Regions from separate parts of the Homo sapiens genome. Here region 2 is linked to region 1. A link is an interaction called in ENCODE POLR2A ChIA-PET data of the cell type or tissue named here. Cell type or tissue: OCI-LY7. All regions are shown on one strand. Each heading gives the region's core, and the rest is flanking DNA. Links, peaks and the distances in the headings are about the cores only.

What was found. ChIA-PET counts read pairs that join two places held together with the same protein. Peaks named below come from ENCODE experiments on the same cell type or tissue, not always from the same donor. Only the 100,000 strongest peaks of a DNase experiment are listed, where the experiment ranks them.
Region 2: POLR2A ChIA-PET joins it to region 1 with 5 read pairs; 2 of 35 experiments call an interaction of 5 or more read pairs at or near these places.

What each region holds. Positions count from the first base shown.
Region 1 is chr12:111,319,339-111,322,245 of GRCh38, reverse strand. It overlaps CUX2 (cut like homeobox 2), which reads right to left. Exons shown (of 22, transcript NM_015267.4): 17 at 1,471-2,234. It overlaps LOC105369983 (a long non-coding RNA gene), which reads left to right and starts at 2,084. Exons shown (of 4, transcript XR_945341.2): 1 at 2,084-2,173. In OCI-LY7, for the core only: no CTCF peak of the experiment used is centred there; no DNase peak of the experiment used is centred there.
Region 2 is chr12:111,056,144-111,059,050 of GRCh38, reverse strand. The region is part of intron 1 of CUX2 (cut like homeobox 2); the gene reads right to left. Among named protein-coding and RNA genes, the nearest start is that of CUX2, 23 kb to the right of the region's middle. RefSeq lists an enhancer at 603-1,458. In OCI-LY7, for the core only: no CTCF peak of the experiment used is centred there; DNase peaks (open chromatin) are centred at 1,810, 2,180 and 2,260; H3K4me3 peaks cover 1,315 bases; H3K27ac peaks cover 2,154 bases.

The sequences.
Region 1 (2,907 bases), core at 102-2,601:
CCCAGGTTCAAATGATTCTCCTGCCTCAGCCTCCTTAGTAGTTGGGACTTGTACCAGGCTGGTGCACGTCTGGCTAATTTTTGTATTTTTAGTAGAGATGGGGTTTTGCCACATTGGCCAGGCTGGTTTCGAACTCCTGACCTCAAGTGATCCACCCAACTCAGCCTCCCACAGTGTTGGGATTATAGGTGTGAGCCACCATGCCCAGCCTCCCATCCCCTCCCCTCCCCTCTGTTGGAGTCCAGGCGGCCTTCATTTGTTCCTCATAGGTGCCTGCCATGTGCTGTTGCTGTGCCCTTCCCCTCCAGTACCCTCCCTAATGTCCCTACATGTAAAAATCCTTCAGTGCCCCCCTCCTCCAGGAAGCCTTCCCTGACCTCCCACTTAAGTCATTTCTCCCTCCTCCGAGCTTGCCTGGCCCTTTGCCTATTCCCTTGCTAAAGGTAGAGGTGACACTTAAAACTGGCATTGCAGGGGCACCAACCAATCAGGAAACACTGAGGTCCCCTGGCTAGGGTGAGCTTTATTTAACCCTTTCTTTTTAAATTTTTATTTATTTTTGGGGGGATGAGGTCTTGCTCTGTTGCCCAGGCTGGAGTGCACTGGTGTGATCATGGCTCACTGTAGCCTCGACCACCTGGGTTCAAGCAATTCTCCCACCTCAGCCTCCTGAGTAGCTGTGCACCACCACACTTGGCTAATTTTTTTTATTTTGTAGAGATGGGGGTCTTGCTACATTGCCCAGGCTGATCCCAAACACTTTTTTTTTTTTCTTTTGAGATGGAGTATCGTTCTGTCACCCAGGCTGGAGCACAGTAGCGAGATCTTGGCTCGCTGCAACCCCTGCCTCCCAGGTTCAAGTGATGCTCCTGCCTCAGTCTCCTAAGTAGCCATGACTATACCGGCACAGGACACCAAGCCCAGCTAATTTTTATATTTTTAGTAGAGATGGGGTTTCACCATGTTGGCCAGGATGGTCTTGATCTCTTGATCTCATGATCTGCCCGCCTCAGCCTCCCAAAGTGCTGGGATTACAGGTGTGAGCCACCGTGCCCAGCTTAATTTTTGTATTTTTTAGTAGAGACGGGGTTTCACCACGTTGGCCAGGCTGGTCTCAAACTTCTGGGCTCAAGAGATCTTCCCACCTCCGTCTCCCAAAGTGCTGGGATTACAGGCGTGAGCCACCAAGTCCTGCCACTTAACCCTTTAGTGGCTGGACCTCAGGCGATCTGGAGGGGCCTGGAGGAGGGGAGTTAAGTGGCTGTTTGCTGGCCAGGATGGAAGCATTTCCTGGTTTTAACAACCACGGAGCAGAACAGTGGCCCTCCTTCCTGCGGGACCCAGGGACAGCAGGACTCAGGAATGAAGGGCCTGGGCCCCTGGGGTCCCGCCAGCCTGCTTGGGTGGGCATCCTACTTCTCCGACATCTTCTCCCAGAGCCCAGACACCGGGGGCCCGCCCTGCACTCACCTTCTCCCCGAAGATCCTCTGGCAGATGCCGTTCTTGGCCAGCTTCTCCTTGACCTGGCGGGTGAGCTCCAGCGTGTCTACCTCACGGTACATGTACAGCTCGTACTGCTCGGGGGTCAGCGGCGGCACGGTGGGCTTCAGGGTGCGCGGCACGTAGGCCGGGTAGTAGGGCAGCCGCGCGCCCGCCTCGGCCGTCGCGCCCTCAGCCTTGAGCTCGCCCGTCCTGGGGGGTTCGTCCTCCGCCCCTGCCGCCGCCTCGTCCTCGGGGGGCACAGGGGCCTCGTCCCCGCGGGGCCAGGCGCGGCCGTTGGGCTGGCCAGAGTAGCCAGAGGAGGAGGAGGAGGACAGCGAGGGCGACACGGAGGCGTAGGGGCGGCTGAGCAGGCCGCGGTCGGAGGCCCAGTGGTGGTCGAAGTAGCCGGCGTCGCCGATCTCGGACTTGACCTTGCGGATGATGCTCTGCACGAAGGCGGCGGGGGACAGGACCGGGAGCGGCGCCTGCGCGGGGCCCCCGCTGCCCTCCTCCTGCTTCACCAAGGCCGGGGCCCCGTTCTGGCTCGCGGTGGCCAGTGATGGCCGCTCCGGGGGCGAGGGGGGCACCGAGCGGCCCCTGGGCGCCACCTCCATCTCCAGCAGCGCCTGCTGTTGCGCCTGCATCTCACGGCGTGCCTGCTCCAGGATGCTCTTGATGGCGTCCTCCGAGGTGCTGGCGGGGGTCGTGCCGTTGGCGATGCTCAGCGGGGCCACCGAGGTCTTGGGCTCGCCTGCGGGGAGGGGGACAGGACGGCCCGAGGCCCAGGGTCAGGGCTCGGCATGCAGGGGACGATGTTCACAGCATCCCTGTTGATGCCAGCACGGTGTCCAGGCAACCTCTGTGTCCAGCAACTGGGGATTGGCTAACTAAATTATGATCCCTCCCTGTGGCAGAATATTAGGCAGCCACCCAAAATTCGGTTGACAGTGAGGTTTTGGCATATGCAGAGAACATGCTCATGCGGATAATGCAATGCAAACACAGACCTGACTTTTGTTTTGTTTTGTTTTGAGATGGAGTCTCACTCTGGTGCTCAGGATGGAGTGCAATGGCACGATCTCAGCTCACTGCAACCTCTGCCTCCCCACTTCCAGCAATTCTCCTACCTCAGCCTCCTGAGTAGCTGGGATTACAGGTGTGCACCACCATGCCCAGCTATTTAGCTTTAGTAGAGACAGGGTTTTGCCATGTTGGCCAGGCTGGTCTTGAACTCCTGAGCTCAAGTGATCTACACCTCAGCCTCCCAAAGTGCTGAGATGACAGGCATGAACCACAGTGCCCGGCCTGACCTGACTTTTACATAGGCAATGATCCAACCATGTAAATGTTCAAAGACAAAGAAAACACGAAGGCACAGAAAAGTGGCTTGTTCACTTGTTCTGTTTTAAAAAAAAAATTCTTTA
Region 2 (2,907 bases), core at 261-2,760, 260 kb after region 1:
AAACACACCCAGACTTGGGAGTGTCCAGATATCCCAATATTTGGAGAACAAAGGGATTCCTAATTTTGCTTTAAAGATAACAATATTGATTATTGCAAAATATAGTAATTAAGAAAATTAATCCTTTATCACAAACCCTTGTCACAGAGCATATCTCCCCATATATATGAGTATTGTACCTAGGGTGGATGTGTTCCTCCTCTTATTTTCAGGAATGTCCTACTCTGTCTATGGAGTAGCTGTTCTTTCACCATTTTACTTTCTTAATAAACTTGCTTTTACTTTGCACTGCGGTCTCTCCCTGAATTCTTTCTTGCGTGAGATCTTGGGGTCTCGCTCGGGACCCCCTTCCTGTAACACCACTATCTGCAAGGGTGCACTAAAACGTCTCCTTGGGCCCCACCCTTTCAGCCACCCTCCAGCTTCTCCTGTATCTGAGATGAGAGAATTGCTCCCTCTCTGTCTCTCTCTCTGTCTGTCTGTCTCTCTCTCTCTCTCTCTGTCTCTCTCTCTCTGTGTCTCTTCAGTGTTCTCCCTTCCTCCCCAGCCAGGGAAATGGAGGTAAAAATCTCCCAAGATCCCCAATTTAAAGTAAAGTCAGATCTTTCTCTCTTCCCTTTCCTCACTACCTAATAATCACACTTGTGTGAAGTTGATGCTCTACATAACGAAGAGAGAGGCCTCCTTGGAGAGGGTACAATCAGACAATTTTTAAGATCATGGAGCATTAGACCATTCCCAACTGGGTTTACTAATCAAACAGCCAAATCCTTCATAACCAGCCAATCCCTACAGGGCAATTAAATCCTTCCCCTTTAAAACACTTGCCACACTGTCTGGGGACAGAAAGAAAAATTTGCAAAATTCATTTGATAAATTAGCCAGGGAAAAGAAAGGAGTGAATCAAGCTTTGTTCTTTTCATTTTTTTTAATTATGGAATTCACAATGCCTGAATAATGTTTAATAAGAACTATGAAAATTCCTAACAGTATTACAACACAACACAAAAGAATTAACCTGGTTACCGTGAAAAATTGCATATTTAATTAAGAACAGAGAGTTCAAAACTATCCAGAGATTTCAAAAGTGCTGTTGCCTGAGGGGCCAAATTACATGCTTCCAGGGCTGCTAACGGAGTTAGCGCGTTCAGTCATTACCCAGGCGTCCCCATTAAGTGACTCTGGGCAGATGACATCAAATTCATTTCAAAAGCACCAGGAACTGAAGCATTCACTTGGGTAGTTTAAGGGAAAGCAACTATCCTGCTGGTAGAAATCAGACCCCTTGTTGATAAAGGCAATAATTAAAGAATAATGTTAATTAGCTGCTTTTATTTGAAGAAAAGTACGGTAGTTGGAGTGCTTCCAGGCTGTTGAGGTGGGAGTCACTCTTTCTGGCAGAAGGGGAGGCTGCTGGCAGAAGTGGGGAGCGAGGGGCCCACAGGAAGACAGGAAGATGGTGGAGGCTAGGGCAGGGAGAAAGATGGGGCCCGTGTAAGGAGGTCTGGGTCCCCACGTTGGAATCGGCCTGGTCACCCTGAGGCCCTCAAGAGGGCAGCTTGGAAAGCAAGGAAAGGTGGTGCTGTCAGCATCTAGGGCCCTGTCACTGGCAGGCCCACTTCCATCATGGCAGACAAAGCCAGATCTCCAGTGGCCACTTCCTGTCACACCCACTCCACTCCACTCACATAGCCGTCTCTGTCCCACTAACTTCCCTCACATAATCTCCTGCCACACCCATTGCCCTCACACAGCTTCCTGTAACATCCACTCCAGCTTGGTAACTTCCTGTCATACTGACTCCCCCACACAATTTCTTGTCACACTTACTTGCTACTGGGCCACTTCCTATCACACCCACTGCAGCTCAGGCCATTTCCTGTCATACTCACTCTCGTCACACAACCTCCCGTCACAACCATTGCAGCTTGGCCATTTTCTGTCACACTCACTCCCTACTTGGCCACTTCCTGTCACACTCCCCCACACAATCTCCTGTCACACTGAATTCCCTCACACAACCTCTTGTCACAACCATTCCAGCTTGGCCACCGCTTGTTACACTCTGTCCCCCACACATCCTCCTGTCACACCCACTCCCTACTTGGCTACTTCCTGTCACACCAACTCACCTCACACAACCTCCTGTCACATCTACTCTCCTGCTCAGCCACTTCCTGCCGCACTGGCTCCCTTTACAGCCTGTCACAACCAGCCTGAGTCACCTGAATCACCACCACCATCGCCCTCACTGTAGCCAACTGTCTTTTCTAAAGATGGCTGCCATAATATCCCTCGCCACCAAGGCTTCCTGCAAGGTGACCTTGACACTCCTTCCACCCAGTGGTGGGATCTACGTCCTCCTCCCTTTGAACCTGGGCCCACCTTTGTTACTGCCCCAATCAGCAGAGTAGATGGAAGTGATACTAGCAACTTGCAAGGCAAGAGCATGAAAACACCTGCACTTCCACCTGGCTCTCTCAGGATGTTGCCTCTCGGAACCCAGCCACCATGCTGTGAGGAAGCCCAAAGGAGAACACACAGAGAGACCCTGCAGAGAGGCCATAAACTGGGGTTCCCACAGGTAGCTGAGGTTCCAGCCAACAGCCAGCATCAATTGCCAGATGTGGGAGTTGTCAAATTACCCGCAAATGTTGAATCTGCCCAGATGAAGCCACAGCTATCATGGAGTGGGGACAAGCTGAACCAACTGGGCTCCGTCCTAATTCCAGCCCACAGAATCAGGTATACAAGAGTTGTTTCTGTCCACTAAGTTTGGGGTGGCTTGCTACCCAGCAACAAATGACTGCTGCGTTTACAGAGACACATGCAGTCACACATGTTAAGAACAGTCCTCGTCTCTAGCATCCTCCTTCCCTGACAGATCCATCCAAGAGGCCGGCATGA